Linked DNA regions of Homo sapiens: all the other regions are linked to region 1. Evidence: chromatin loops called from intact Hi-C (ENCODE). Cell type or tissue: endothelial cell of umbilical vein. All regions are shown on one strand. Each heading gives the region's core, and the rest is flanking DNA. Links, peaks and the distances in the headings are about the cores only.

Region 1 (8,054 bases), core at 1,141-6,140:
TGATAGCCCTGATGTACTACTTGTATCTGGAAGCCCTGAATCTATTTTTGTTACCAAAGCTTTGATTAAGGCACTGGTACAGAGGGGCTGAAAGGAGGAATTAAATACAGTTCCTGCCCTGAGGAAGGTGAGATAGGAAATAAAGGAACTCTCTCAGTATGAGAAGGGCCTCAGTGTCCCTGACAAGCCACATCAAGAGTCGAGCTTCCCAAACCATCTATGGGGAAATGCTTTTTGTTTCTTTTTTTAAAATTTCTACTCCATCATGAATGAATACACTGTAAAATGCAATATAAAATACTAGTAATAAGGAAATTTTAAAGATACAAAATACAAAGCTCTAATTTTTTATTATTAGATTCAACAGACATAAAATTAAGAGTAATAAAGAGTAACTAAGAGTAGTTTCTTGACACTTAGTCTCAATTTCTGCACCTGTCTCTATGGCACTGCTAAAAACAGCTCTCAGATACATAGGACTCTGTGGGGCATGCTCTGAGTAGCACTGCGCTCTGGCTTCTCCCTCCTCACGTGCAGCCTGAGGACCTGCAGTATAGGCATCACCTGGGGGCTTGTTAGAAAGGGAGGCCATAGAACTAGAAGCTCCCAGGTGACGCCTGTGCACATCAGTGACTGGGAGTTGTCAGCCTAAGGGTTGGTTGAGTCACTTTGTGGACAAGGAGAGCATCCTCTGCAACCAAAATCCATCCTCTTGTTCCTTGGAAGTGACATGAAGGGAGAACCTAATTTCTGTTGTCTTATGCCTTTCATTCTCCTTCAGCTTCTAATTCAGTCTCTCCTCCCTCCTCCCTGAATGATCCTCAGGCTCCTTAAATGTGCAATGACCCGGGTTCTGTCTCACCCCCACTCACCACAGTCTCTCCCCTAAACAGTCCCACACCCTCCCCAACTTCCAGCAGTGCCCTTCCCTGCATGTTTGTCCATGCTGCTTCTCACACCCAGACTTCCCTCTCAGTCCCCAGTCCATAATTCTCAGCAGCCTGCTGGACACCTCCACCTGCAGATGTCACCCGTTCCTCAGCAACCACAATCGAATCCATTGTTCCTAACCCTCACCACAGATGCTCTGTGCATTCCTTGTCTAATGGCTTCTCGACTGCACATCCCAGCCTCAAAGAGTCCTTGCCTCCCGGCTTTCCTCACACCCCACCTCTCATTGGTAACAAATTCCTGATTCCTGTCCCAAAGGGTCACTTTTCCTCTTTCCTAGTTTGTGACTTCTATGTGCATTTCTCTTTGCTTTTTTACCTCTCACTTTTTGATCTTTTCCTCTTGGGTCAACCTCCACAGTTACCTCTGAAAGTGCCAGTCTTTCGTTTCCCATAGAATTAAACCAGACTTCCTAGCAAGACAATCAATGCTTTTCCATGCTCTAACGCGTGGCTAACAGCATATACTCAGGATGTGCGTTCGAATCCTACTCCATCGCCCCATTGTGTGACCTAGGAAAAGTTAGTCTCTCTCTGCCTTGGTTTCCCATTTGTAAAATGGAGTAACAGTTCCTACCTCGGGATTTTTTTGAAGATTATTAACATCTTGCTATTGGAATAGCGCCTGGCAAAGAGTAGGAGCTCTATAAATGGGAGCTCCTGGCATCATCCTCACTGTCACCACTAGGCCCTGACCTGTTGCTTTGGTCCTCATATCCTATTAAACAAACTACTCTGTGTCCCTCATACTCTGGCCATATCAACTCTATTTTCGAGGCTGTTTTTTTCTCCATTTCCACACTGTGTGACTTCCACCTCCATAGCTTCTCCAGAGCCAGTTTCAGAGCCACTTCCTCCCTGAAGTATGTCCCCATGCCCCAGGACGTCGTCGTCGCCCCCATCTCTGAGAAGACCCTGCGAAGCTTCCTGAGCAGGCGGTGCGGTTGTGTACTGCCTGCGGGTGGCTTCTGTGGCTTTCACATCAGGGTTTTCCGCAGTGCCTGGGACACCTGAGGGCACCCGGGGGGAAAGTCAGTCACCACGACCTGAAGCAGAGTATCCCCGTCTGCCACTGACAGGCCGGCCCGTGTGTGGTGCCCGCTAGCTGCCATCTGTCTTGTGGTTTCAGATTACCAGCAGCCCCTCATGATTGGCACCGGGACAGTCACGAGGAAGGGCTCCACCTTCCGGCCCATGGACACGGATGCCGAGGAGGCAGGGGTGAGCACCGATGCCGGCGGCCACTATGACTGCCCGCAGCGGGCCGGCCGCCACGAGTACGCGCTGCCCCTGGCGCCCCCGGAGCCCGAGTACGCCACGCCCATCGTGGAGCGGCACGTGCTGCGCGCCCACACGTTCTCTGCGCAGAGCGGCTACCGCGTCCCAGGGCCCCAGCCCGGCCACAAACACTCCCTCTCCTCGGGCGGCTTCTCCCCCGTAGCGGGTGTGGGCGCCCAGGACGGAGACTATCAAAGGCCACACAGCGCACAGCCTGCGGACAGGGGCTACGACCGGCCCAAAGCTGTCAGCGCCCTCGCCACCGAAAGCGGGCACCCTGACTCTCAGAAGCCCCCAACGCATCCCGGGACGAGTGACAGCTATTCTGCCCCCAGAGACTGCCTCACACCCCTCAACCAGACGGCCATGACTGCCCTTTTGTGAACACAATGTGAAAGAAGCCTGCTGTGGTACTGAGCGTCGGGCTGTCACAAGGCACTGGAAGAAGGGAGCCTGCTGGTCCAGAGTGTGCGTGTGTATCGGTGTGTGTGTACACTTGCATGTGTGTGTGTGATCCAGTAGGATCCTAGAGACAACCTGTCATACTGTTTACAAAATTGTGCAGCTGGTTTCGTGCTGACCCTTAGGGTGCGTCTGTTGGGTTTTGTTGGGCTAGAAAAATGAAAATTTTCAGATGGCGTTTTCATTCCTCTGACTGATATTGAGCTGCTTTGGTGTTAAAGGTGTAATGTGTACAGAGTTGTATTTAACAATAATAAAAGTAACTTAAGTTTGCTCTATCAGATTTTAGTTCTGCACAGAGGTTAAGTGGGAAAATGCAGCTGTTGCAAAATGTATATAAATAGTATGTTCATTTTTTTCAGTATATTATCTGATACTGTGTTAGCAGCAGGTCTGCTTAAACCTAGTCTTGTTGTTATTGAGTCATTTCCTCTCCTTTGATAACTAGAACTGAAAGCATTTTTAACATTCTTCTCCTGGAAGAAATGAATTACTTGAAGCATGAAAAGCACACCAGGGTGGTTGTTTATTTAGCAATTATGACTGTAGATTTAAAAACAAGCAAAGAAACAACACCTCAGCAGCTGCCCGTTTCCTTAGTCTCCACTTCAGAGGGGGATGCGAAGAGGTCGGCCCAGCTCCGGTGACCATGAAGGTGGCACAGGAATTACAGTGTGAATGGCTGTGTCAGATGTTTTCGTACCTCAGATTAAAAATATTGCTGAGGTCAGACGCCACAATTTTCATGACTTTCTTCAGAAGTAGCACATTTTCGTGACTTCCGCTGTCCTCTGAAAAACAAAGTTATTTGGAACATGTTCATGCAAAAGTGATTCTGACCAAGTCTAAATCGAGCTTTTCTACTGACATGAAACTGTTGGAAACTGATCTCATTTTATAAGAAATGATTTTCCCCTCAAGGAGGCGTCTGTAATTCCAGAACAGTCCAGACATCAGCTGTACCTCATGCTCAGTAGTTTTTATTTGAGTTTCTTTTGTGAGTTAACTATGGGAGATTTAACCTCTTTTGCCAAAGAGGGAAGTGTGTGTGTTTTTTTAATAGAAAATATGGACCAAAAATTTTTTTCCCTGAAGAATGTATTATAACCCTATTTGTGTGGTTATTACATCCTGTGAAATGTATATATGTTAAAATAATGGGGGTGCTGGAAGGTCATGGCAGACTAGCTGCTGGTTAGTGTGGAGGGGAAATGGTTTACTTTGTAGAGTTTACATGGTTTTATGCGCACACTAATTGTAATAAACTATGCCAAACCAAACTGCCCCTGACTCTCACTAGTCAGCCCTGCTCGCTGGGGTGTTAGAGGCACTCAAGGTTCAGCTTCTGTAAAAAGGCAGGTGCCACAGTGGAAAGAGAAAGAGCTTGGTGCCAGATTAGGCCAGACCCCAATCTACCACAGAAGAGAAGTCTGGCTGCTTCTATAATGATGAGACTCGGTTTCCTCATGTTTGAAAATGGTGTTGTCGTGCTTTCTTCCTCCAAAACTTACTGATAAAAATTAGTTGGAACATTTATCAAAGTGTTGTCTATAGTAGGTCCTTTTTTCTAATGTAAGCCTTCAGTGGGCTGTTTACAGAATTTTAATATTGGAATATTAGACCATAAGCATAGGCCTAGATCTACAGCCCTTCTTTACAATAGAGCTGTCTTCATCTATCACAGTTCTTCTGCGGCACTAGTGATCTAATCATGACCAGTGGGAGAACAGGACTTTTTTTTTTGGATCATCACTTCCTCAGGGTAGACTCTGTAGAACAGGTTGGGTGAGTGGAAAGGTCTGATAAACCCTACACAGCTAAACCTAAACTAGAGGATAAGGGCAGAAAAATTTTACATCTTTCTTTTTTGGTGTTTTGCAATATCAGCATATATGATAAGGCGTGAATGAGACAATTCTAATTGTCTGACTTATGTTATCAAATCCTACTGGGAGGCAAAGATTGTATTCTGCCACTTCTTAAATTTGCGGTTGAAACACATTTGCTATGACAAGCAAGACTACACTTACACAGGCTCCTGAAGCTTTGCTCTGGGTTTTATTATTGTTATTTAAATGTTCATTAACGTTTACAGTCAGCCTAGAAAATAGAAAGGATGTGAGAGATTGTTTTGTGTTTATTTTATACTGCTTTGGATTCTTAACATGAAATCACATTTGTAGGCACAACTGTATATACCATGAATAGCTATGAGACCTTTCCCCACTCTGACCAGTCACAGCAGTCCAAGTGTGGCCACCGGGTTGACCTCACTATTCCTAAAATGCTTATCTTGCATTCATGCACGTACCAAATAGTTATTGAGGTTCTGAGAGCAGTGTTTACCCTGTACTTTCTTGAGTTGAAAGAGAATGCCTAGTCTCTCCCCCAGATCTGAGAGCAGTTGAATCCCTCCAATGAGAAGCTAGGGTGAATACAAACACCCCAACCTGCAAGTATTTCCTGCCCAAAACACAGCCCATGCAGTCACCCCATGCCACATTGCACACCCACCCACACTGCTGTGTTCACATCCCACTACAGATCCCCTGTCTCCCACTGATCTTGCTCCCAGCCTCTCCTTGTTCTGGGATAAATTCCCCTAGGGGCTTTAAAGGTTTTTATTTTGTCTTTGGTATTCTGCAATTTTACTACTATGTATTGAGCTATGAATTTGTTTCTGTTCACATTGCTCAGGACTTGTGCCTCTTGAATCTTAGCATTTATCAACTATGAAAATGATCAGCCCTTTTTTTTGGTTGTTTTCTTTATTTTCTCCTGGAAATCCTATTGGATGCTCATTAGAGCTTCTCATCCTATCTTTGATTCTGATACCTGAGTATTTCCATTTATTTATTTATTTATTTATTTATTTATTTTTAGACAGAGTCTGGCTCTGTCACCCAGGCTGGACTGCAGTGGCACTGTCTCAGCTCACTGCAAACTCCGCCTCCCAGGTTCATGCCATTCTGCTGCCTCAGCCTCCCGAGTAGCTAGGACTACAGGCGCCCACCACGAGGCCCAGCTAATTTTTTGTATTTTTAGTAGAGACGGGGTTTCACCGTGTTAGCCAGGATCGTCTGGATCTCCTGACCTCGTGATCCGCCATCCTCGGCCTCCCAAAGTGCTGGGATTACAGGCGTGAGCCACCGCGCCCGGCTTCCCTTTATTTCTTAAGACATTAGCTAGGCCTTGTGAAGAATTCTGATTTATTTGGTCTGACATTCCTAGGAATTCATAATAGACAGGTTTTCTTCTTATTTAGTCCGCCGTCTTGCTGGAATGATGCCTCCCCAACAGGTACAAGAAAGCATATTTATTAAAATATCAGGCCAGGCACGGTGTATCACACATCCCAGCACTTTAAGAGTCTGAGGCAGGTTGATAGCTTGAGCCCAGAAGTTTGGGGCCAACCTGGGCAATGTAGTGAGACCTCCTCTCTACAAAAAAAAAATTAAATTAGCCAGTTGTAGTGGTGCAAGCCTGTAGTCCTAGTTACTGGGGAGGCGGGAGGATCACTTGAGCCCAGACGGTGGAGGTTGCAGTAAGCCAAGATCACGCCACGGCACTCCAGCCTGGGCAACAGAGCAAGACCATGTTTTTGTTGTTGTTGTTGTTTTTTAAAAAGAGAAAATAGCACAGGTTTAGAACCATACAGAACTTGGGTTTAACTGGAGATTTAATCTTTGTAACTATGTGATTACAGGCATATTACTGGTGCTTTCTAAATCTACTTCTTTATTCCCAGAATGGAAATTATTATAAAAGGGCTGTTGTGCAGACTATATTATAGTGTTTTGTATACATTAGATGATCGATCAATATTAGCTCATTTTCTCTCTGCCCAATCTGAAGTCATCCAACACCATTTGCCTTAGAGTCCTTTTTATTTTTCAAGAGGAGGCTGCCTGTCCTCCCAACAAATGCACTTAACTGTGGCACACACCCTCCTCCCAACAGACTACTTCCACATCCTTTTTTACTTTTTCACCACCATTCAAAGCTCTCCCTTTTTTTCTCACCTAGCTCTACCACCTTTTTCTTTTTGCTGTGACACCTAATATCTTCCAGGCCACTTTTTTCCATTCATTGAGGACATTCACCTAATTCTAGGTCTTCTTCATTCCTCCTTTGTAATCATGCTAGAGAATGAAGTGCCCAACATGGTCATTTTTATGGTTTCTTGACTTCCACTCTAGTAACCTGCTTTCCATTTAAACCACTCCCACACATGTCCACATTCTTGTCATCAGCAAGAACCCCAGCACTGTAAACCTAATCTCCAGCAATTCTCTATCAGCTCAAAACCCCCTGAGTTCTTCAGCTTTCCACCTACTTAGTCACTGATCTCATTTAGATACCAAACCCCTAGATCCCATCATTTTCCTCTAGTTGTTAATCCTTTTGGGTTGCATTTCCTTCCCTATCCATCATCGAACTGGTTTGTCTCAGCATTTTCACTCCATTTTCTTTCCAGGAGCCCCGAACCATGAGACCCCAACAACATAATTCCCCTTGAGAATACCATCTCTCCATCTTCATCACAGCAGCAGGGGAACATTGCAGAACTATTCACACTGTGGCTGTTACAAAAGCTCGGTTTCCAGTTTACTGGGGGCCCATCACTCCTCAACGCTTTTATTTATCTTTGATCCCTTTTTCCGTACCCCTTAGCAATTATTCCAAAGCAGTGCCACTTTTCACACTCTCCCTTACTCTGATCTTGCCACTTCCTTCACCTAAAAATAAAAGTCGTTAAAATCAGAACTAACTTCCTGCTGATTCCTCTTCTCACAAAACCTGTATCCACTTCATTCCTTTCCTCCTTCCTTCCTGTGTCAATGGAAAAAGTGTTAGAAACCTTCATCTGTGATCTTAAATCCCACTGCCTTCCCCTTATCTCTTTGCTCCTATTATCCCTTTTTCCTTTATCTTCTTCTTCCTTTCATTGGAGGTCTCCCCCTCAGCCTTTAAACTTCCTCAAATCTCTCCCAAGTATAAAGAATTCTCCCTTAATATACTAAGCCCTTCTAATTACCTATTGTCTTTCTTCGAACAGTGATCTCTTCTTGGAATTTTTGTCTGCCTTATTTCCATTCATTCTTTTTCTAATGTAGTTTTTAGTCAGTTATATAGGTACACAAAACGTAGTATCCCTTTCCATTTGTTCAAGCCCCTTTTGCATCCTTTCAGGGGATTTTAAAGGGTGCTCACATAAGTACTGCACATTTTTTGTTTAATTTGTACTTAGGTGTTTTTTTTGTTGTTGCTGCCATTGTAAATTGTCCCCACCTCCTCTTTTATGTATCAAGAACTAGTATGGCCTAGTGGTAAAAAGCATGGATTCTGGGGCTTAGACTCCCT
Region 2 (8,054 bases), core at 2,003-7,002, 52 kb before region 1:
CAAAGTGAACAACCTTTGTTGGAAGTAAAATAGGCACCTCTCATTAGACCTTTCCCTTAATAGTCTAGTAAAGAGTACTTCGATAATTTAAAAAAGGGGATGATAGAACTTCTCATATCATAATTTTTACAAAAAAACTCCTAATTAAACATGACTTTTTTCTCATGTTAATTTTGAGACAAAAAGAGTATGACTACAAAAAACTAAATATCAGTTATGCTGCTCAGCAGTAATGTGAGATTGGGCAATGTCTTAAATATCGCTACCTCAGTTTTGTCACCTCTAAGATGGGTGACTTAGGCAGTAGTGGCACTAGAGCACATGATTCCATTCCATCGTCTTTGAGGTCAGACTAGCTTCAGGTTAGGGTCTGATCCCAGCCCAGCCACATGGGCTGAGTTATGCTGCATCTCAGAGCCTTGACTCCTTCACACACAGAATAGAGATAATAGGAGGGATGTGTGGTGAAGAAAGGGTTTTGTGGGCTTCAGTTTTGTTGTATAGGAGATGTCCTATCTTATAAGCTACTGGGTATACACTTTGATGTTTGTGAAATTACTCTTTGTATGTGTGTATCTGTATATATATGTGTGTGTGTATATATGTGAAATAATTTGTAATCAATTTTTAAAAACTATCATTATCAGATATGGTTGTCATGAAGGCTAAATAAGGTAATATGAAGTCCTTAGAACACTGTATCTGCTACTTTTTACAATGAATGTTTGGTAAATGCTAGTTTTTAGTAAGGGCCCTTTCATAATTTTATTTTTTTCCTTTCCCAATAACTTTTTGGCTCTCAATTTTTAAAAAACTATTATCTGTGAAAGTGAAAGCTCACATCTATGTGCAAAGGAGAAGTGTTTACAGTTTTAATTTATAAAACTCAGTTTAACTTTGTCTTTACTTGGTAATATTGGATTTTTCTGGACTCCAGAGAGAAAAGTCAATATCAATATTACACTTTATCTGAATATTGGCAGTATGCATATTTAACATGAAACCAAGGTGAGAAAGCTAGCATGTTCCAGCGGCAGGAAAGATTTCTTGACTTATCTTCAGCTGAAGCAGTGGCAGCTTGGATATTACATCAACATCCTGACATTATTAACAAAGGTCAGCAGCCTCTTTTCTCTGACTTCCTTATTCTAAGCATCTATTCAACAGAGATAAAACAGTTGTCTTAGAATTGTTTCGCTGTACAAACAAGTTTTTTTTTTTTCTTAAAAGTCTTCTTTGAAATTAAGAAACTTCTCTTAACCAATGTGTCCAGTTTGTTGTAGATGCCCACAAAGGACTTGTAACTTAATAACAACAGTGAGAAAAGTCTTGCTTTTGAATCAAGTCACATAATATAACTTCAGTATCATTTTTAGAACTCCAGAGGCCAAAGTCCACTTCTCCACGTAAGATCTTCAATCCCAGAAGCCCTATCATGGGATCTCTCTGTGTGTCCCACTTGTGAGAGTCTAACCCAGGAGTTCACCAGTATGTCTCACAGAGCACTACTCCCAGGAGATGCCCCAAGAGGAAAGAGTTTTCTGGGAAATACTGTAAACTGCAACACGCATCAGAGCTTCACTATACACTGTAAGGGCTTTGAGATGTTCTGTGGTAAAGAAAAAGGTGGAATTCTGCAAGCTTACTGACCTTGCAGCTCTTTTGAGGAGGGTGAGGGCATAACCCCCTGGTAAACCACCCAGACTAGTACCACAGTATCTACTTCAGGACATGCTGACATAGCAGTAAGTGGGCATTAGATAAATACTGGGAAATGCATTCTAATTAGACTTTCTCAGCCGATTAAAGCACACACACACAGCCTTATTCATCTTCACCACACCCAGTTATGGTTGGTAATTTTACAGATGAGGAAAATTGATATACACTAAATGGGGGATTTCTTAGGATCATACAGCCAATGGGTGATGGAATTTGGACAAAGTCAGCTAATTCAAAGCAATATTTTTGATACTTTAATAATGTGTAGAATTTTAAGATAAAAATAGTAGCAGTTAACATATTGAATTTTTACTATATGGTTGCCTCTGTGCTTGATACTTTGTTTTTATTAGCATTCTCCCTTTTAATGCTCATGAAATTGGGCACTATTGTTGTCTTTAGATTATGGATGATGGAATTCAGTTTTACCTTAGAGAGGTAAAAAGACTCACCCAAGGCCACAAAGCCAGTGTTAGGCAGGGCTGTGCCAGAATCCAGGTTGTAACCATTATGCTCTGTCACCTCCCAAGTATATGGAAATAATTTATGAATTAGGAAATGATAGGTGTGTCAACTCTCCTCCCCCACATCCACAAGCCTTCTAATAATCTTTTGCTTTTCAGCAGAAGTCTCAAGACTGGAGAGTGACCAAAAACTGCAGTGTTCACTGATTTTATGTATAGCACATTAAAGAATAGCATTGGCTAGATTTTGAGATTTTTTTCCTTTGGCAGCAAATTATGAATCTTTTAAATATCTTAACATGGTAATTATTGATGTCTTTGGACACTGATGGAAGTAATCCCACATTATATAGGGAATCATAGAGGAATCGTAGATAGGATCTCTTTAAATGATTTGATTCATTTTCATACATTCAGACTGATTTATTTTAAGTGACACTTTTAGCTGATAGGAATGTTGAAAGTTTCCACAGAGAGACTTTTGACATATTCCTTGTGTTTCCTTTTATTTTACTTTCAAATGTTTCATCTGCTGAGTCAACAGCATTATCATCCTTATTAGATCACTAGTCATATCATTAGCATCTATTTTATATGTGGTGAGAATAAAGTTGAAAGAGATTGTCAGTTTTATAAAACATGGTCATGTGTTTCTAGTCGATAGCTGTAACTTCTTTCAGCATAGTATTATTATCCATATTCCTTTCAGAAAAACTGAAGATTTTGAATAATTATTTTGTTTTATCATTACAAGTTCTGTTTTGCCTTTGTTCATTCTCACATAGCAACTGAGGCCCTTTTGCTCCTGTTTTTCTTTTGCTTCTGGCGGCCTACAAGGTAAAAAGCTAAGCACAATTGAAGAAGAGCAAAGTTTCTAAGAGAGTAAGGCTGAGAATGGAATTAATGATATCTTGGAAAATCTGTTTGCCCTACCATCAGACAAAACTCTGTAATAATTGCAAGCTCTCCTTTGTGGTTGAAAAGATTGTAGTCATCAAGAGCTCACTTGATCTTAGACATGGGAAGAAATTTTCTCACACCCACACATGGATGATTGTATATGTGTTGAGACCTGTTGTAACTTGAATATTAGAAGAGCAAGGATACAACTAATGAAATCATGTTTTTAGAAATGGTTTTACTTTTGTGATATTTTAGAGCACTCTTTCCCAAGTTGCAGGTTAGGACCCATTAATAGGTAATGAAATCACTTCAGTAGGCACAACCAGTATGCTTTGACAAAAACAAAAATGAAACTGAATAGAATAGGAAATAATCACAGTGCATTACATGTAATAAAATAGTGGTATCATTTAACTTTTGTTCATTGTTTATGCATGTGTATGCATATGTGATTACTTGAGGTGTGATAAAAAAATCTGTGTTCTAACTCTAGGCCATAATAATAATTTTAAAAAAGCTTGAGGTTTCTGTCTTACTCTAAGGACTAGTTAATAATCAATCTAAAAAGTATATGTGATTAGCCGGGCTTGGTGGTACATGCCTGTAATCCCAGCTAATCGGGATGCTGAGGCAGGAGAATTGCTTGAACCTGGGAGGCGGAGGTCAGTAAGCCGAGACTGCGCCACTGCACTCCAGCCTGGGCGACAGAGCAAGACTCCGTCTCAAAAAAAATTTAAAAAAAGTATATTTGCACTGTTCAATTTACTCCACCCAAATCATTTTCCAACAAGTGCAATTCAGTTACAAGTTTTCTTTTAAAGTCTAATCATACTTTCTAGTATTGCAGAACTTAGTCCATACCAGGTATATCTTATTTTGCTTTTCTTTTAGTGGAACATGATTTCTTATCAAAGGGAAATAGTCTTTTAAGGAAGTTATTGTTTTCCTTTTGTAGTGGATGGAATTAAAGTAGACTAAATAAAGGATTGGCTTGTGTATACAAGCATCTAGGATTTGTTCTAAGCTTATTTAGAAAGTAGCTTGTATATCGACAACTCTTGAATAGCTGATGTTAAAAGCTAAAAGGTAGAGACCTATCCATTAATTTCAGGCATTTGGAGAATAGATACTGAGTCCATATCTCTGTAACTCTGTCAAGTTAGTCTCAAGAATTTACTTGTTAATATATCTTTCTTCTCTTGACTGGACTTCTTGAAGTGAGAACTACAGTATACTAAGTTCCTAGTTGTTTGTTTCCTGAATTTTTAATGACAGTCCGTGACTTCTTCCTATCTGTATTATGAGGCTAATGTTGAAAGTAGCCTTTAGTGTTACAAAGAATGTTAGGTGAATTTGGTAGTTTTAATTATATTATTTTTCTCCTTTATATGTATTCATATTATAGAATATTTAGAGGAAAAATGTATAAATAAAATGAAAATCACTTGTAAACTTATACCATAGAAGTAAACACTTTAAATATTACACATCTATGTGTGTACAATATATTCTGTATTAAAGTGTTTTCATGTTAAATATTCTTCTAAAACATGAGTAACTTCCTTAACATCACATTGCTTGGAGATATCAGTTTGGCTGTTCATTTCTAATTTAGATTGTTTCCAAATGTTCAGAATTAAAATCTGTATACTTAAATTCTGTACATAGATCACTTTGGGAGTTCTGAAATATTCATGAATACTTGCACCTTTTTCCAGAATCTAAACTTCATACATCTAGTTTTGTTCTTGTAAATTGTTTTGAGGAAGTGGTGGTCAGTGTCACAAACCAGCTGTGGCTCCAAACAGACACCAGGATTTAGGCCCATTACAGAGAGACCACCCTGGAAATATTCTACAGTTGAGAGGAGCTTTCAGTCTAGAAGAGGAGGAAATGATACTTAGTTTAGTCATCATGTGCTTTGGCAAGAAATTACAGTCGAAAGGAAGGAACAGATAAACATTGTGTGGTGTAGCCACTTTGAAGAGTGGTCAAATTCCCTGTGGCAAAACTTCCTCCTCCCCTCTTCATTCCCCATTCCCCCTATTTTGATGTTAGATAGGTGGCACTTTACTGTGTCACTCCCGGCCTATCCTCCCCACAACACTACTTGGAGTTTAATCATAAGATCGTGGTTTTATTTTTTTCCCTTAAAGATGGATCTTTATTTCTTTTAATTTTTAATATTCTTAGAACTGTGAGCCCTCATCATCCATCTATAGCAACCATCAACATTTCTCCGTATTTTTTCATTTATTCTGCATCACCTCTTTTTTGCCAGGTATTTTAAGGCAAATCCCAGACCTTATGTCATTTCAGCCCTGCATATGTCAGTAGGCATCCCTCAAAAAAATGGCATTTTCTTATGTAGCCTCAATGCCATTATCTCACCTAATAAAATTATAATTATCTGAAATTATTTAATATCTCAATTATCTATTTAAAAGATTTTATAAGGTTGGTTTTTCAAATCAGGATTCAAGCAAGTCTCACTTAATTGCTATGGCACATAAGTGTCTTTTAAATCTAAAATAAACACTTTTTTGTGTGTGCCTCTTCATTTAATTCATTGCTGAAGAAACTGGGTCAACTGTATTTCATAGAGAGCTTTTTTTTGCAGATCTGTTTAATGCTTTAATTAAAAGAATTTTAGGCTAGGTGCAGTGGTGCACACCTGTAATCCCAGCATTTGGGAGGCCAAGGCGGGAAGATCGCTTGAGCCTAGGAGTTCCAGACCAGCCTGGGCGACATAGTGTGGCCCCCATCTCTACCAAAAAAAAAAAAAAAAATCTGCCAGGTGTGGTGGTGTGTGCCTGTAGTTCCAGCTACTTGGGAGGCTGACGTGGGAAGATTGCTTGAGCCTCAGAGGTCGAGGGTGCAGTGAGCTGTGATTGTGCCACTGTATTCCAGCCTGGGTGATGGAATGAGACCGTCTCAAAAAGAAAAAGAAAAAAAAAAGAGAAAAAGCATACAGGATAACAAAATGCAAAGAGTATAAAAAAGTATAAAATAGAAAAAGTAAAAGCCTCCTCACTTCCATCCCCAGCCAGGCAAACTTGATTGACATTATTTTTTCAATTATTTAATTAACCTTTTTATTTTCAGATCATTGTAGATCACATGCAATTGGAAGAACTAATACAGAGAGATATTGTATACATTTTACCTAGTTTCCCTCAATTATAACATCTTTGCAAACTACAATACCATATCACAACCAGGATACTGACATTGATACCTAAGACAAAGAAGATAAACTGATAGATTTTTAAGTAACTTTTGTCTTCTTTGTCAGTGATTGTCAATTAGAGAGAGTCAGGCTATGAGAGGTAGGCTACCTGAGTGTCAGAATGAGGTAATAAGAATAATGCTTCTCCTCATCTCTACTAAAAATACAAAATTAGCTGGGTGTGGTAGCGCATGCCTGTAATCGCAGCTACTCAGGAGGCTGAGGCAGGACAATCGCTTGAACCTGGGAGGCGGAGGTTGCGGTGAGCTGAGATCGCACCACTGCACTCCAGCCTAGGCAACAAAAGCGAAAGTCCGTCTCAAAAATAAATAAATAATACTTGTCTATTGGTTTTCATGTGTACGCATCTGCCTTCTTCAACACATGACATTGTAGGCATTTTCTCTCCCTAGCAGTTTTTCATTTTACCCTTTGGCATCTTTCTACTTAATCCTTTGAAATCACCCAAACTGTGGAAGCACAAGAGAGTGAAAATTCCTGATGTAGTTAATACCCATGGAATAAACTTATTATATTAGTCTTGCCACAGAAAACTCCATAAATAGTCTACTTCCATAGGTTAGAGTGATACTAGAACTTCTGATGACAGTTCGCTTTTTAATAAATTAGGACTCAGCACTTCCTTTGCGATTCAGGTTCTTTGGCAGAACAAAGACTCATGGGGTTTTGTTCTGATAGTTAATGGAAGAGAGAAATTTTCCCAAGGAGGTAGAGATCCCCAGGCAAAGTAACGATGGGAATGTTGACGATTTGAACTTGCCTGCATTGTGCCAGCATTGCTGGGTGAAAGAAGTTTCCTCTTAGGCCTTACAGTGGAAGTGGTCGGAAAGAAATACAATTACAGGGCTGAATAAAAGTGATACCCTGGCCGGGTGCGGTGGCTCACGCCTGTAATCCCAGCACTTTGGGAGGCCGAGGTGGGTGGATCATGAGGTCAGGAGATCGAGACCATCCTGGCTAACACGGTGAAACCCCGTCTCTACTAAAAATACAAAAAAATTAGCCGTACGTAAATGCACCTGTCGTCCCACCTACTCGGGAGGCTGAGGCAGGAGAATCGCTTGAACCCAGGAGGCAGAGGCTGCAGTAAGCCAAGATCCTGCCACTGCACTCCAGCCTGGGCGACAGAGTGAGACTTCGTCTCAAAAAAAACAGTGACACCCTAAGATTTTCTTTTGCTGACACATGTCACTTTAAAAAAATAAAATTTAGAATATGATAGTCACATGTAGGTTGACTCATATAATTGCTCCTTATTTCATATTTAACTGTTTTCTGAAAAAAAAAAAGTTTTTCTCTTCCTCTTTTATGAAAGGAGAATTTCATAGTCCTAAGAAAAGTGACATTTAAATATTTGATCAGGAGATTTTTTGGTGGCTTGGAGAGGTTGTGTTGTGTTTATATTGAGATGCATATTTGTTTGTACTAATTACCCTAGGATTGCTTTATGAGGGTGCTCAAAATAAATGCTTACAAAGGTAGGGCAGGTAACAGAAATGAGTAACAAGGACCTGGTGAAGAACTAGGGTGTTTGGCTCCTTTCAAGGGACAGCCACTGTGTCACTAGCCCTGTGAGAATGCCTGATCATGTGGTTGTCACGTCTTTCAGTTGTCATTGTTGTTGTTGTTGTTGTTGAGACGGAATCTCACTCTTGCCCAGGCTGGAGTTCAGTGGCATGATCTCAGCTCACTGCAACCTCTGCCTCCTGGGTTCA
Region 3 (8,054 bases), core at 1,362-6,361, 67 kb before region 1:
TAGGCATTGTCCTTGAACCCTGTCTTTGGCCTGCCTAGTCCAGCTTTAGCAAGAATTCTGCTAAGTTAGTTCAGAGAGAATACCCCACCCTCTGTATTGGATCAAGTTTCTCCTCCCTTATCTTTGACATATAAGTCCTTGACCTGCATTCAGCAAGAATCCCATTAAGCCAGTTTACAAGAATCCCCTCTACCCCGATGTCTCCTCCTAGTGATTTTTCATCATGGACTCCCTCACCCTGCCCACTGGATTCACTGAATCCCTGAATTCAAAGTTGAGCCTGATTGCTCCTCTATTGCCGTAATCTTGACACCTATTACAATGCAAATCTGAACAAGTTTCTACACTTTCCCTGCTTCCCACTACCCCCCAGAACCCTGAGATCCTGCTTCTGCCTCCCACTCTGTATTCAGGCTCAAGTTCACTGATAATGTAGGCTCAATCTTTTTTTTTTTTTTTTTTTTTTGAGGCAGAGTCTCGCTCCCGCTCTTCGCCCAGGCTGGAGTATGATGGCATGATCTCGGCTCACTGCAACCTCTGCCTCCTGGGTTCAAGTGATTCTCCTGCCTCAATCTCTTGAGTAGCTGGGATTACAGGCACCCACCACCATGCCTGGCTAATTTTTGTATTTTTAGTAGAGATGGGGTTTCTCCATGCTGGCCAGGCTGGTCTCAAACTCCTGACCTCAGGTGATCCACCTGCCTTGGCCTTCCAAAGTGCTGGGATTACAGGTGTGAGCCACTGTGCCTGGCCAGGTTCAATCTTCATAAGCACCCTGTGATCTCTGTTTCTGAGCTTTAAAAATAATATCTTTTCCTTGTCTGACAAACATTGTTTTCCTTCTAATTAATATCTTCACCTCTCCCAGGCCCTGCCAGACTTTTAAAATCCAGGTTATATGCCCTTCTTCTGTGATTCCATGGTACCCTGTACCTCTGCTATCCCTGTGCCTATCAATCGATATAATTCATTTTGTCTGTATAATTAACTTTCCCAAATTTTTATTATTAGATCATAAATCAGGAAGAGAAGGTATTTATTTTTATTGTACTGCTGTCACATTGTTTCACATATGGAAAATGTCTAAAACATTGGGAATTACAATTGAACTTGAGATTTGGGTGGGGACACAGATTGAAACCATATCAGACATCTATAAGGGCTTCAATTTTATAGCTGATAGTTTTCTTCATAGAGTCACAGGCAGGGTTACTAAATGTTAAGGATAAATTGAATTAGGTCATTGAACTGGACTACAATCTATTTTGAAGCTGTCTGTTTAGAATCATGCTAGGTTTGCAGTTCTGTTTAAATTCTGTCTTACCTAAGCAAGACAGAACACATAATTTATAATATAAAATAAGGCAGCTCCTGACCAGCTGTTATGTATTTTTACAGAAGAGCTGGCAAATGTAAGCATAAATTGCAGTAAGATATGCAAAATAAGGACTGGATGGCAAGTGGGGGGATGGGTTAGAAGTGCAATAGCCTATGAGAGACACTTCCCTAGAGATATTTCCCATCTTAGTATGTGAAATGTTTATAGGTAGATCCTAATAAGCATAATTTTTCTTAATGGAACTTGGTTCTTAGATTCCATCATGCATCATTTTAAAAAATCAAAGTGGAATCGTCTCAAGATTAAAACAAGTATATTAATTCAACAAGGCTTATTTCATTGTATAGAAAAATATACTGTAGTTCCAGCTACTCAGAAGGCTGCGGCAGGAGGACTGAGACCAGGAGCTGGAAGCTGTAGTGCACTGTGATCAGGCCTGTGAATAGACACTGCACTCCAGCTGGGCAACATGGTAAGACCCTTTCTCTAAAAATGATACATACATATACATATACATGTATACACACACACACCCCAGTATATATATTTTATAATCTGTTGTATTTTCACTTTTTTCTTTTATTATGACTTTCTTAACTAGAGATTTTACATTTCAAGGAAGGAATGGCATGATGAAATCAATAGGATCTGGCTGGTCTTTCTGTTTCTTCATTGTTACCAGATCCTAAATCTTTCCCCTTATCTGGCTCAGGATTCAGGTGTACAGCAGATAATTCCATTCCCATCAAGGTACTGACTGAAGTTAAAAAAAAAAAAAAGTCACCCCTGAAAGCCCACCTGCCTCACATTATGAATTCCTCACTGTTAAACAATACTCCCCATTGTCTTTGCTTCATTCATAGCTCACAGTGTCAAACCTGTTGGAGCCTGGAAGCAGCTGCCCAAACTCACTTAGAAAGAATGAAGAGAAATAAGAAAAAGCGAAAACTGAAGTTAGGAGGAGACTCAACGTATCAAAGTATCGTTCTGTGTTTTTGAGTGTAAGAATACTCAATATTTTTATGGGTGTGAATTTACTTTCTGTTAAAAAATGATAAAACCTACCGTTTATTAGGTACTTTCTCTACATGCTAGAACCCAATATACACATTCAGTTAGGTACTTTCTCTACATGATAGAACTTAATATACAAATTCAGTATACACTGAATATACACATATATACCCAGTTTGATTCTGGACCTCAGCTCTTCAACAAAGCTGAGGTCCAGAATCAAACCGGGATCCCCTCCATTTCTAAAGCCCAAGTTCTTTCATCTAAGATATGCTGCCTCAGAGAAAGCAAAGCCCCAAAGACAATCTCATTTGAGATTTTATCAGCTTGTTTATTTAGTTAAAAAAAGAAAAGGAAGAGGAAAAAAGGAACGCATGTATGAAATGAGTCTGTCCAGGGTATCCAAAGATCACGAGGGGCCAATGTTTGCCATTGGAGGGGCTGTTGCTTCCTCTCCGCCTCCACGCTTCCCTGCGCTGCACCTCTAGGTGAAACTTCAGCGTGCCGCGCGGTGGTGCGAAGGTGAGGGCAGCGCGCAGAGGAAGTAAACGGGGACTACAGGGGACCAGAGACGTGAGATAGTCCTTAAAATACATATCTAATCTGTCCTCGTCATTTTCCACTGCCACCACCCTATTCAACTACTCGGTGATAACCCTGTAATTCTCCAGTCTCCAATCTGTCCTCCCCAAACCCTTCTCCGCAACTCCTCAAGAGGATCATCGGGTGGAGTCCTTCCCCCTTCTGAACCTTCCGTGGCTGCTCACTACTCCGAGGACCAAGTTAAACATCCTTTAGGTTATTTAGCTGCACGTCCTGGCCCCTACTCTGTACACTAGCTTCTACATCTGGCCGTGTACCCACCTGTTCACTGTGCTCCAGCTACCTGGCCCTTTCCTCCTTCAGCTTCTTTGCACAACTTGTCTGTTTTGGCTCCTGCTTTAATCTCAGCTTTGATGCCACTTAGGCCTTTCCTAGCTGATTCCCGCCCTCACCCCTGTTACCCGCCATCTAATTACAGCTCTCTAAATGTGCTTCAACAGCACCTTTCATGTCACTGATTGCAATTTGCATTGAATACTTGCCTGATTATTTTTGTCTGCAAGTGCCACATGGGTTTAGCCCTGCTCCTGACAAGCACACTGCTGAACTGAGTAACTTTTGAATGAATGAATGAATGAGTGAATAAATCAGTGAAGGTCCTACTTGGCACTGTCATCATCCTATCATCAAAATATTTCGAGTCCCTCGGTGTTGCTATCCCTGGCATGCCCATCCCCGCGGGCTGGCAAAACCCTGGAGGGGGCAGCCTCCCAAGGCACCGCCGCGGGCTCAGCCCATCTAGGAATGACTCCCGCACCACGCGGCGAGGGGCGGGTCCGGCGGCGAGGTGTCCTGCTGCCTAGCAGGTTCACGTGTACTGGTGCAGGTGGGGAGGAAGGCAAGGAAGGAGCGCAGCAGGGCGCGCCAGATACGTGGAGGGGAGCGCGGGCGGCGCCTCGCTCGCCTCCGGCTTCGCCGTCGGTCACTGCCTGGGAACGCGACTTCCTCCTCTAGGGGCCGACGTGCGGGGCGGGGCGGGGCCGGGCGGGAGACGCCCCCGCAGGGCTGGGCTGAAAGCCGCCCCAATGGGATTCGGTGCGGGGCAGCGACTGCGCCCCGTCCCGGCGCCGCGCTCGTCCGCAGAGGAGGCGGCCCGGCCCGGGCAGCTGCGGCTCGGGATCCGTCGAGGGGAGGCCGAGCTTGCCAAGCTGGCGCCCAGCGGGGTCATGGTGCCCGGCGCCCGCGGCGGCGGCGCACTGGCGCGGGCTGCCGGGCGGGGCCTCCTGGCTTTGCTGCTCGCGGTCTCCGCCCCGCTCCGGCTGCAGGCGGAGGAGCTGGGTGAGTGGAGCGCGTCCGGCTGGCGGCGGGACCCGAGGCGCCAGGGGCGGGCTGAGGGCTGCGGGGCGGGCCGGGCCGGGCCGAGGGCTACGGGGCGGGCCGGGCCTGGGGGGACGGAGCGCGGGAGGAAGTCGGGCTCGCCGCCTGCCATCCGCGGAGTCCGGCTCTACCCGCGGGGCTGGGGGTGAAGTAGGTTACTGCATTCCTTGTCGCTCCCCCACCAAACTCCTTCCTTCCCCCAAAACCAGAGAATTAACCTGGCGTCTCTGCACTTTCTCTCCGCCGCCCCCCAGCCCATTTCACTTAGTTTCCAGACTTCCTGACTCTGCTGGCCCCGTGAGAAGTGACCTGACCCCGAGGGTCGCCTTAGGGGACAGCCGTGTGCAGGGCCAGTTCTTTCCAGCTGCCTTTTGACAAAGCCGCTCCTCGGCCGGCGCTGGGCCCTGCCCTCCCTGCCGTCGCTCCTCCCGCGCGGAATTGGAATCCCGGCGTGTGCGTTCGGGGCTCGTGCGGAATGGCCGGGGCACGTTTGCCGAGGTTGGCCTTGGACGCTGGCGAGCAGGCGGTGCTGCCACCTCCTCTCGAGTGTCCTGCTGGCGCCGCAAGTTGGAATCGTGTGGCTTCCTGTGTATTTGAGCCGGTAGACTCTCAACCAGGCTGCTTTTTCTCTGGAGCTGGTCTTTGACTTGGAGTTAGACCTAATTAACCCACAACCGAGTTTACCCTCTGCCTGTCCAGCATATTAAAGCAGCAACCCCCTTTACCAGCCCTGGGTGTCCCTATTTCATTCGTCCTCATTAATTAGTGCTTTTTTTTTTTTAATAGCAAGGGCCAGCTTTCTGCCGAGTTGTTTCAGTGTTTCCTCTCCTCCCTTGCTCCTGGCCGTATATGCCTGAGCTTATTTAATGGCGCTGAGTCTATCCGGAGTACTTTGACAGCTCCCCCAACCACCATGCTTTCTGGTGAAACAAGAATCAAAACTAAAACCAATGCCGGCATTTTTTTCACTGAACTATGCCTCCATTCTGAAACATTGATACTCGAGATGGTGGTGGTGGTTCCTAAGTTTATATTACATACCAGTTTGTTTAAAAAAACAAAATCCCCAAAACCCTAAAGTGATTTTGTCTGGTACTGTAGCACAATACTAGGCAGATTGTAAAATTGTAATAAATACGTAAGATTTTGTTAAATGCGTAGGACTTTTATAATGGATGTTTTAAATATTTTTATTTTTTTCTCAACTCACAGTTTGAAGGTGCACCTTTAATACTATACGTCTGTGAGAATCAGTCCAGCAGTATGTTCCTGTACTAATCTGGCCAAAGCTGTCACTTATCTTTCCCAATAAAGATTTAGATTTTGTATGGTCATCCAGGCTGTTAACTGGGCACTTTGTGAGAGCGGTTCTCTAGGAACAAGTGTGATTGCTTAGATTCTTTTTAAAAACCTATTATCATTATTGTTATTTTTGAGACAGTGTCTCACTCTGTCGCCCAGGCTGCAGTGCAGTGGCACGATCTCAGCTCACTGCAGCCTCAACCTCCTGGGCTCAAGCAATCCTCCCACCTCAGCCTCCTGAGTAGCTGACACTACAGGTGCATCCCACCACACCTGGCTAATTTTTGTATATTTTGTAGAGACAGGGTTTAGCCATATTACGCAGGCTGGTTTTGAACTCCTGAGCTCAAGTGATCCACCCACCCCGGCCTCCCAAGGTGCTGGGACTACAGGCATGTGTGGTTGCTTAGATTCTTACTGGGCTTCAAATCTTTATAATTTTATAATGTTAGGGTTGTGATAAAATGCTACCATCTGTGTTATAGGCAATTTCGTATTAGACTTTTATTTATTGTGTGGTTTTAGGAAACAAATGGTATAACTTAACCTGAATGTTTATAAGCCTAATCAATACAATTAATTAATTTTTTGTGTGTCAGAGTCTGGTGACCCCATAAAGCTATACTGGGTCCTTTGTAGGGCAACTGCTTGCCTATCTGGTGTTTTTCTTGAATTAAAGTTTTAAAAAAGTGTCCACCCCTCCCGTTGTTTGCAGCCAGCCAGGTCCAGGCATTGGGGTTTAGTGGCCAGAGCTGGGATTATTTCGGCTCCTTATGCCCTGTTCTTCTGGATCCGTTTAACTAAAGGTACATATTTACATAGATTGTTTCACATAATTTTGACCTTTCATAATAAGACATTAAGTTGATCATTAGTTTTTATTCCACTTGTATAAATTCGTAGGTTTGGATTTAGTCCAAATTTATTACCTTGATATACATTTTTGTAGAATAAAATACCCTTCATTTGTGTAATGAATTTGTGCAACCTAAAACTCCCTGCTTCTCTCTCCACCACAAGATTTGCAAATGGTTATTAGCTAAAGTATTCCCTTGTGATTTAAGTGAAGAATCAAAATGAGCGCTTGATCTCTGAGGAAACTTCCAAGTGTAGATTCAAATCTTGCATACTTAAGAATTGCTTCAAAACCCTCTGCCCAACTCTTAATTTGTTATTTAGAAGGTCTGCTGTTAAATCATCTGTCATTTATTTTGGGTTAGACATAGGATCAGCTGATAGATGATGTTTTAGGTGAGTGGCTTTTTTAAAAATCAGCACAAATTTATTCTGTCACCTTCTGTACCAGTGTGTGCACTCACCCTTCTGTTGTCTCATCTGGACAGCTAGCCTTGTAGACTGTAAGATCCTGAGGGCAGAGACTGGGACTATATAGTCTTTGTCTTCCTAGTATCTGACAAAGGTGCTCAGTGTTCCTTGAGTTGAACTGAACAATCTCTTTGTGTTTAGGATATATTTTCAAATGACTTCCTAACTAATGGAAACCAAGTAATAAAGAGCCTACTGACATTCTTTATAAAGGTGTACATCTGCTGCTTCTACTAATTAATTTTGTTTATCAAGCCCAGCTCTCTTGGCATGCTTATTTCTATATGTAAGGATGCCTTTTAAATGAAAATACAGCAGAAAGAAGGGAACATGCCAGCAGAACAATATGTACAATATCTTTTGGCTCTAGTAGATATAATTTGTAACACTCAGAAACAGTGAGTTATATATTAATATTTCAGAGAAGAAAGAGGTTATGTTAAAAAATTCATTAAACAAATCAAATGGTATGTTTAAAGCAGAATTTGAACTCTGAATAATGTCCCAAACTGTTTTTATTAACTTTTCATGTTACAATTTGAACCCTTTAACCTTGTGGAACTGACACAGACTTGAAAATCATTTTAAAAAACCACAGCTTGGAAATTAGTAAGGCATCTGACATTTATGAGGAATTATGTCTTATTTTTAAGATACATGGGGGCATGAATTTAATTGCAGCATTTAGCAAAGGTTTTAGTTGTGTTAAAGCAGGGAAAAAAAGTTTGTTCTGGGAAATATACCCCATAGTGTTTACACCTATTTCTACATGTGTCTTAAAGCATAAAGTCAACTCTGTACGTATTAGAGCAATTAGTTGTTTTTCTTTATTAAAACAAATCAATAAATGTTAGCTATCTTAGTATTCATTACTGTTTATTACTATTGATTTGACAAATATTGAGGACTCTTTGTTCTGTCTCCTCCACTGCCTCTCTGACTTCATTCCCTGAAATGCTCCCCCATACTCAGGCCTCTCTAGCTGTTTGGTTTTTTTGCTATTTCTCCAAAATGACAAGCACTGTTCTACCTCAGAACCTTTGCACATGCTGTTCTCTGCCTGGAATAGTCTTGCCCCAAATATCCACAAAGCTTGCTCCTCCTTCAGTGTTTGTTTAGATGTTGTCCTCTCAGGGAGAACTTTCCTAAGCAC
Region 4 (8,054 bases), core at 2,001-7,000, 85 kb before region 1:
AGTTGCATGTTTAGTATTTTAAGAAACTGCCAAATTATTTTCCAGAGTGGCTGTACCATTTTATAATCCCACCAGGAATGAATGAGCATCAGTTTCTCTGTCTTCACCAGTATTAGGTGTTGTCACCATTTTATTTTAGTCATTATGATAAGTATTACTGATAACATATAGTCTTAACTTGCACTTCCCTAAGCTATAATGATGTTCGGCATCTTTACATGTTCTTGTTTACCATCCATATATCCTCTTATGTCATATGTTTCTTCGTGTCTTCTTCCCATTTTCTAATGGGATTGCTCGGTTTTTTTACTGTTGAATATTGAGAGTTCATTATATGCTCAGGTACGAGTCCTTTGTCAGATATGTGGTTGGAAAATATGTTTTCCATGCTGTAACATGTTTTTTTATCCTCTTAGGCTTTTTTTTTTTTTTTTGCAGAGCAAATTTTTAAAATTTTTACATAGTTCCATTTATCAACTTTTCCTTTTATGGATTGTGCATTTTAAGTAACAAGTCTAGGAATTTCTACCTAGCCCTAGACACTGAAGATTTTCTCCCATGTTTTTTTCTAAAATTTCATAGTTTTAACACTGAAGATATAATCCATTTTGAGTTAATTTTTGGATAAATTGTGTTTGTTAAGGTTCTTGTTTGTTTTTGTTTTTGTTTTGCTCACAATACGTACACCAACATAGACCATATCCTGGGCCATAAAACAAACTTCAATCACTTTAAATAATTGAAGTCATACAGAATGTGTTTTCTGACCACCATGAAATCAAACTAAAAATCAATAGCAGAAATATCTCAAGAACTTAGAAAAAGAGGAGCAAACTAAAACTAAAGCAAATAGAAAGAAGAAAAGAATAAAGATAAGAACAGAAGTCAATGAAATTAAAAACAGAAGGCCAGGCGTGGTGGCTCATGCCTGTAATCCCAGCACTTTGGGAGGCCGAGGCAGGTGGATCATCTAAGGTCAGGAGTTCAAGACCAGCCTGGCCAACATGGCGAAACCTCGTCTCTACTAAAAGTACAAAAATTAGCTGGGTGTGGTGGTGGGCGCCTGTAATCCCAGTTACTCAGGAGACTGAGGCAGGAGAATCCCTTGAACCGAGGAGGTAGAGGTTGCAGTGAGCCGAGATCACACCACTGCACTCCAGCCCGGGTGACAAATGTGAGACTCCATCTCAAAAAAAGGAAAAAAAAAATTAAAGACAGAAAAACAATGGAAAAAATAGGTAAAATAGATTTGGATCTTTGAGAAAATCAACAAAATTGACAAACCTTCAGCAAGACTGACAGAAAGAATAGAGAGAATATATAGATTACCAACATCAATATATAAAACAAGGGATATCATTACAGATTTTGCAGACCTCAACAGGAAAATGATGAAATACATTACTATAAACAACTCTACACACATAAATTTGACAACTTAGATGTAGTGAACCACTTCCTTGGAAAACAAGAATTACTACAATTTACCCAATGTGAAAAAGATAAGTTAAATAGCCCTTTAGCTATTAAGAAAATTGAATTTATAATTTTAAAGCTTTCAAAAAGAAGTCAGTAGGCCCAGAAGATTTCACTGGAGAATGCTACCAAATATTTAAAGAAGAAGTAACATCAATTATACACAACCTTTGGAGAAAAGGAGGGAACGCTTTCCAATTCATTTTATAAAGCTAATTTTTCTCTCATACCAAAACAGACAATATAAAACAAAACAGAAGAAACAACTTTCAGGCCAATATTTCTCATGACTATATACACAAAAATCCTTAACAAAATATTAGCAAATAGAATTCAGCAATATATAAAAAATGTACACCATAACTATGTTTATTCCAGGGATGCAAGGCTGGTTCAATATTTGAAAATTAATCAGTATAGTTCACCATATCAACAGACTTAAGAAAAACAAAATTTACATGGTCATATTATTTGATGCAGGACACACATTTGACAAAATTCAGCAGCCACTAATGAAAAAAACTTTCAGAAAAATAGATATAAAAGGGAACATAAAAGGGAACATTCTCAACTTGATAAAAAAAATCCACAAAAAAATCTATAGCTAACATTATACCTAATGGTGAAAGCATGATGCTTTTTTCCTAAGATTGGGTACGAGATAAGGATGTGTTCTCCTCTTACTGTTCTTATTCAACAGAGTGCTGGAAGTTCCAGTCAGTTCAGTAATGCAAAAACAAAAACAAAGCAGGCAAGGAAAAAAATAACCAAAACAAGCAAAAGAAAAGAAAAGAAAAGCATATGTAAAGGAAGAAATAAAAAAATAAGACTGTCTCTATTTGTAGATGACATAGTTGATTATGTAGAAAATTCCAATGAACCGACCAAAAATTTCCTAGGCAGCATAAGTGAGCACTTGAAAACAAATATGTGTTCTGCTGTTAGTTGGTGAAGTGTTCTATAAATGTTAAATAGATGCTGTTCATTGATGGTGTTGAGTTCTTGTATGTAATTTCTGACTTTTTGTACAGTTGTTCTATCAATTGCTGAAAGAGGGGTGTTGAAATCTCTAATTATAATTATGTATTTGTCTATTTCTTCTTTCAGTTCTATCAGTTTTTGCCTCACATATCTTATGGCTCTGTTGTTGATATCCACATATTTTGTATTGCTACATCTTCCTGTTGGACTGAACTTTTTATCATTTATATATGTATAATGTCTTTATCCCTGATAATTTTCTTTGCTCTAAAGTCACTTTATTAGATAATATGGCCACTCTTGCTTCTCATTGATTAATGTTTGCATGATATACTTTTTCCATCCTTTTGTCTTCAACCTGCCCATATCATCATATTTGAGGGGAGTTTCTCGTAAACAGCATGTACTTGGGTCATGGGGTGACTTAAGTTTGCCATTATATTTTTTCTTTTCTATTTGTTCTTTCTGTTTTACATTTCTCTATTTTCTTTTCCCTGACTTTCCATGCATTACTTAAACATTTTCTAGAATTTCATTTGGATTTATCTATAATGTTTTTGAGTGTATCTCTCTATACCTTTTATTCAAGATATGGAGAGAGAGAGATCTTAATCATAATCTACTGATGCCGTTATTTTTCCTGTTCAAGTGAAGTATAAAAATGTTACCTCCTTTTACATCCTTTTACTTATTTCTTTTGTAATAAGATAGTCTTATACAGTATATTTCTTCCACATACATTTTTAAACACATCAGGATCTGTCTGAAATAATAATAATATGATAATACTATATTTTTGCTGTACCTGTTTAATGTTCAGATATGTTTAGATACACAAATACTTACCATTGTGTTACAATTGCTTACAGTATTCAGTGCAGTAACATTTTGTACAGGTTTAGCCCAGGAGCGTGTACCATGTAGCCTAGGTGTGTAGTAGGCTATACCATCTAGGTTTGTGTAAGTACACTCTATAATTTTATTAGTTCATTTTCACACTGCTGTAAAGAACTACCTAAGACTGGATAATTTATGAAGGAAAGAGGTTTAATTGACTTACAGTTCCACATGACTGGGGAGACTTCAGGAAACTTTCTATCGTGGCAGAAGGCAAAGGGGAAGCAGGCACTTTCTTCACAGGGTGTCAGGAGTAAGAGAGAGCATGGGTGGGGAACTGCCAAACACTGTTAAACCATCAGATCTGAGAACGAACTCACTATCATGAAAACAGCATAGAGGAAAACACCCCTATGTGTCAATCACCTCCCACCAGGTCCCTCCCTTGACATGTGGGGATTACAATTTAAGATGAGATTTGGGTGGGGACACAGAGCCAAACCATATCAAAAATGCTCAAACAATGACGAAGTCACCTAACAATGCATTTCCCCATCATTAAGTGACACATGGCTGAATTATGTTATGAGACCCAGGAATTTATTTATACTTTCTCTTTTAGCTGGCTTTCTCTCTGATGCATCTCCAGCAGAAGAGTGATGTACGGCCTCATGGAGCTCTCAGGTGGAGGTAGAAGTCCAGGTTCCCCACATGGCCTCCTTGACATTTGAGGTGGGGGGACATTTGTGGAGTCAGTGGAGACAATGTGGAGGGGATGTTGGGATGCTTTGTTACAGCCTCAAGAGGGTGAAAGTCTAGGTGCCCCACTTTGCTGGTGTGAGTGACAGTAGGGCCACATTTGACTGTGGTGTTTGAATGGATTAGAGCAGTTACTATCTAAAAGTTTTCCCTCATGCTCTGCTGACCCTTTTCTGATCCTTTGACTAGAGAGGACTGGCTTTTGTTGGTTTTTATTTTATCATTTTTGTTTTGTCTGTGCCTGCTGGTGTTTGCCGGTTGCAGGCTTATTCAGTTCTAAGTCTGGTGTATGTAAAGCAAAAAGGAAACCCAGGTGACTCACCACTGTGTCACTTCTCAGATCCCAATATCTCTAGGCAGTCTGCCTTCTCTCTTCCTTCTAAAGTCTTATGTTTGTACTATATATAATATTCTGCATTTTTAGTTATACTTAGAGGAAGGAATAAGGAAAAGTGTGGCTACTCCATCTTCCCAGAAGCTGAAGTCTAATAGCTTCTTTTTATATAACACATTTTTAGAACACAGCACATTGTACATTTCTAGAGCAGATTTCCCACAGAGCGAATTAAGAGGGTTATGGGATTTCTGTGATATGTGAACATACAGAAGAACAAGGGAGAAATAGGCTTTGCCATCATGAAAGACAGGAAGGCAGAAAGGAAACAGTTGTCTCTAAAATAATAATCTAGTCACTCTTGTGCACTAGCAGAAGAGAGCCAGTGACCTAGTATAGTGTGCAGAAGTACCTGGCTGAGACTCCAACAAAAGCTTCAATTCCTCAGCCTGTCATTCCCAGTGTTGTGCTTTTATTCTGTGAGCATTGACGCTTTCTTTTAATACCTCAGTCAGACATGCATGAGAAGCATAACAGGGGCCTTGCTATCCCACATGATCAGATTTTTTTACCCCCAAACCAAACTGTTTAGTTTGCTTGGCTCTGGAAACCCCCAACCCTAATTCTACTTGTGGCCTAGTCGTGACAATTTTCTTGGTCTCAACAATTCCCAACATTGTGCCATTTTGTCTTTGGCAGTTCCCTGTTACGTTCTAATTGGAGATCAGGCAGATTAGCCTCCTTCCAAGGAAAAGCAAGACGCTCTTAGTCTCCCAGGGAAGGTCTTGTGACTCCAGAAAACCTAAGCTTATGCTCTGAATCCCAGTTACACTCAATAACTAGAGAAGAAAACTTAAGAATATAGGTACAAAGATGTCATGGGTCCCAGGCCCCAAATCTGATGAATAGTACTTAATTCCAAGTCCCATTGTTAATAAGGAAGAATATCAAATGTGTCCCAGCACTCAGGGGAAGTCTTTGGAATAAAGCCAACTGGGTTCACCTTCAAGGAGGGACAGAAAACCTTGGCTGAGGAAATGAGACAGGATTGATATTCTTAGTTTTCAATAGCTCCTCTTAAAAAATAAATCTTCAGTAAGATGTGATCAGTTACCATCTGAAAAAGATCTCTGAGCTGCAACAAGAGAGCAAAGCTTTGTAAAAATGGATCATAGAATAAGCATGGAGGACCCTTTAAAACTGCAAAGAGGAAGAGTGTGGAAAGGAGGTGGAGGAGAAACTGTTTAGCTCATATTTTAACCACAGTCTGCCAAATTTGTCTCCTTAAAGATCTCATTTGGTAAGTTTGAGAAGGCAGTAAAGAGCAGGGTGCCAAGACAGGGAGGAAGTGGTGGCACACACTTGTGGTCCTAGCTACTCAGGAGGCTGAGGTGGGAGGATTACTTGAGCCCAGATTGAGGCTGCAGTGAGCCACGATTGCACCACTGCACTCCAGCCTAGTTGAGAGAGAGCAAGAGCCTGTCTCAAAAAATAAAGAAAGAAATAAAGACAGGGGCAAGGAGAGGGGAAAAGGAAAGTGCCTGGGATCAGACTGCTTGGCTTCCAACAGGAGTTCTGCTAACCAAGTGTCAGGGCTTCTGGATTCTTTATAACCTGCCTCTCAATCTCCTAATTCTATGTTCTCTATCCAAATAGAAGTTCTATTAACTAAGGGAATAGTTGTCTGAATAAAGACTTTGGAATTAAACCTCATAAAGGATTCCCTATTTACTTAGAAATCTCTGCTAAGAAAGATTATTCAACTTCTTGATCTCAAGATTTTTATCTCTCTTGTTTTTCTCTGAATATTGATCATTTTCGTTTGGTCTGGAGTCATGAAAATGTTTAAATCACATGACACAACATTAAGATTTTCAGAGAAAATGGAAAAAAAAGATCTCTTTAAAAGGCAAAGCCTCTATGCTCTCAAACTTGCTGAAAATTCAATCCTTCATGTATTTAACTAAATAAGGAACTTTTCTCAGGATACAAATTGTAAATGTAGGAGATAAAAGACTATAGAAAAGTGTATGATAGGTTTTTTTAATTAGTAAAATTTACTTTTAGAGCAATTTTAGATTCACAGCAAAACTGAGTGGAAAGTACAGAATTTCTGTACACTCCCTTTCCCCACACACTAACAACCCCCGCATTAGCAACATCCGCCACCAGAGTGACTTTTGAATGGATACTCTCATTGTCCCATGCTTCATACCTTTCCTCTCTGTGGGCACTGCAAAGTGTTCATGGGTGTCCTATTCTTGCCCCATCCATGTCAGATACCTGTATTTGAGAACTCTCAGATCTCAGGTCTGAACATCTGAGAGTCACAGTGGGAGGCCAGGGGATGGGAACCACATTTTTATTGTTTCTATTACTTTTTAAGCTTCCAGTAATACTTTCCAGACATCCCAAGAGATTGCCTCCACTTCCTTGGAGTCTCACAGCATCCTGACAGCCACGCAGGAGGTGTTCCGGGTCATCCATGCCTCCTTCTTGTAGAGATGAGTGAACTGAGGCTGAAAGATGGGGAGGGGTTTGCACCAGGTCATGGAGTTGTGGAACCAGGGCTAGAACCCAGTTTTCTTTGACTGCCTGTCCAGCACCTTCTCACTGTGTCATATATCACATAAGCATAGCAGTTGAGGGCAGGAACAGGGCTGTGCTAAGGGCTCTTCAGTTCTCCTACTCCCTCCTCTCAGCCTCCCCTGCTCTGACCATATTGGTTTTAATTTCTCAGAGGTTTTAATCTCTCAGTTCAGCCTAAAGGCTGAAGGTCAGTATCAGGTTCAGTATTGGAAGACCCTCCAGCCCTCTACCCAACCAATGGTAACCTCTGCCTCCTGCTGTCCGATCTCTGTTAACTACTTGCTCCCCAGGGTCCCTCTCCAGCTCTTTCTACTTTGGTTCCTGGCTCAGATGGAGGGGCCCAGAACAAAAAGGGTGAGGCACTGCAGCCTATTAGCTGAGCCTCCTGAGACTCAGCTTCTGGGTCTGATCCCAACACTCAGGTCAATAGTTTGTGGCTATTATGAGTGAAGTGGAGAGTTCTCCATCTTTATCTTGTGGGCTCTGAATGATGGTTGTACTGTTATAGATGTGCATGACTCCAGAATTTTCCCAGAGTACAAGGACCCTAGCTCTGCCTGACACATGGATGTTGAGCCTCCACATTCCCCTCCTCTCCACATTACCCAGGTGAATGCCTCAAGGCACAGTGGAATCCCAGCCTCTGAGCAAGAAATAGAAACTCTGAAGACAGTAAAGCCTGGAACTCTTCTCCGGCTTGCTTTATCAAGCACTGCACATTTGTCTGTCCCTTCAGTTTCAATTTCTTTTTTTTTTCCACTTATTATAAAGGACATTGCAGAGGATGCAGATGAAGAGACACATAGGGTGAGTTACGAAGGAAGGGGTGCAGAATTTCCATGCCCTCCCTGGGCATGCCGCCCTTCAGGAACCTCCACATGTTCAGCTATCCAGAAGCTCACTGAACTTTCTCTTCTTGGGTTTTTATGGAAGCTTCATGACGTCAGCATTCTTTCCTCCAGGGTATAGGGTGGACCCTCTCATGGGAGGGTCTTAAGACCCACAATCAGAAAAGTAGGGGGACATTAGAGGAAAAGGAGGGCAGGAAAAGGTCAGAGGCCTGCCCCTGAGGCCTGAC

Evidence for each region. Hi-C counts contacts between places; a loop is a spot of excess contacts. Peaks named below come from ENCODE experiments on the same cell type or tissue, not always from the same donor. Only the 100,000 strongest peaks of a DNase experiment are listed, where the experiment ranks them.
Region 2: it touches region 1 in a loop (5-fold over the local background); 47 of 110 quality-filtered maps call a loop at or near these places.
Region 3: a loop joins it to region 1, with 5 times the contacts of the local background. A loop is called at or near these places in 62 of 110 quality-filtered maps.
Region 4: a loop joins it to region 1, with 4 times the contacts of the local background. A loop is called at or near these places in 81 of 110 quality-filtered maps.

The regions. Positions count from the first base shown.
Region 1 is chr6:117,545,828-117,553,881 of GRCh38, forward strand. It overlaps DCBLD1 (discoidin, CUB and LCCL domain containing 1), which reads left to right. Exons shown (of 15, transcript NM_001366458.2): 15 at 2,080-3,970. The coding sequence ends at 2,612. Among named protein-coding and RNA genes, the nearest start is that of GOPC, 53 kb to the right of the region's middle. RefSeq lists enhancers at 1,704-1,793, 2,344-2,403, 2,414-2,463. In endothelial cell of umbilical vein, for the core only: no CTCF peak of the experiment used is centred there; DNase peaks (open chromatin) are centred at 2,154 and 3,214; H3K4me3 peaks cover 452 bases; H3K27ac peaks cover 2,904 bases.
Region 2 is chr6:117,493,380-117,501,433 of GRCh38, forward strand. The region is part of intron 1 of DCBLD1 (discoidin, CUB and LCCL domain containing 1); the gene reads left to right. Among named protein-coding and RNA genes, the nearest start is that of DCBLD1, 15 kb to the left of the region's middle. In endothelial cell of umbilical vein, for the core only: no CTCF peak of the experiment used is centred there; DNase peaks (open chromatin) are centred at 3,212, 4,142 and 4,992; H3K27ac peaks cover 3,868 bases.
Region 3 is chr6:117,478,660-117,486,713 of GRCh38, forward strand. It overlaps DCBLD1 (discoidin, CUB and LCCL domain containing 1), which reads left to right and starts at 4,015. Exons shown (of 15, transcript NM_001366458.2): 1 at 4,015-4,234. The coding sequence starts at 4,123. RefSeq lists a silencer at 3,891-4,470 and enhancers at 4,831-4,910, 4,921-4,970, 5,001-5,050. In endothelial cell of umbilical vein, for the core only: no CTCF peak of the experiment used is centred there; DNase peaks (open chromatin) are centred at 3,952, 4,082, 4,832 and 4,932; H3K4me3 peaks cover 2,288 bases; H3K27ac peaks cover 2,134 bases.
Region 4 is chr6:117,460,140-117,468,193 of GRCh38, forward strand. No RefSeq gene overlaps it. Among named protein-coding and RNA genes, the nearest start is that of DCBLD1, 19 kb to the right of the region's middle. In endothelial cell of umbilical vein, for the core only: no CTCF peak of the experiment used is centred there; a DNase peak (open chromatin) is centred at 4,402; H3K27ac peaks cover 2,221 bases.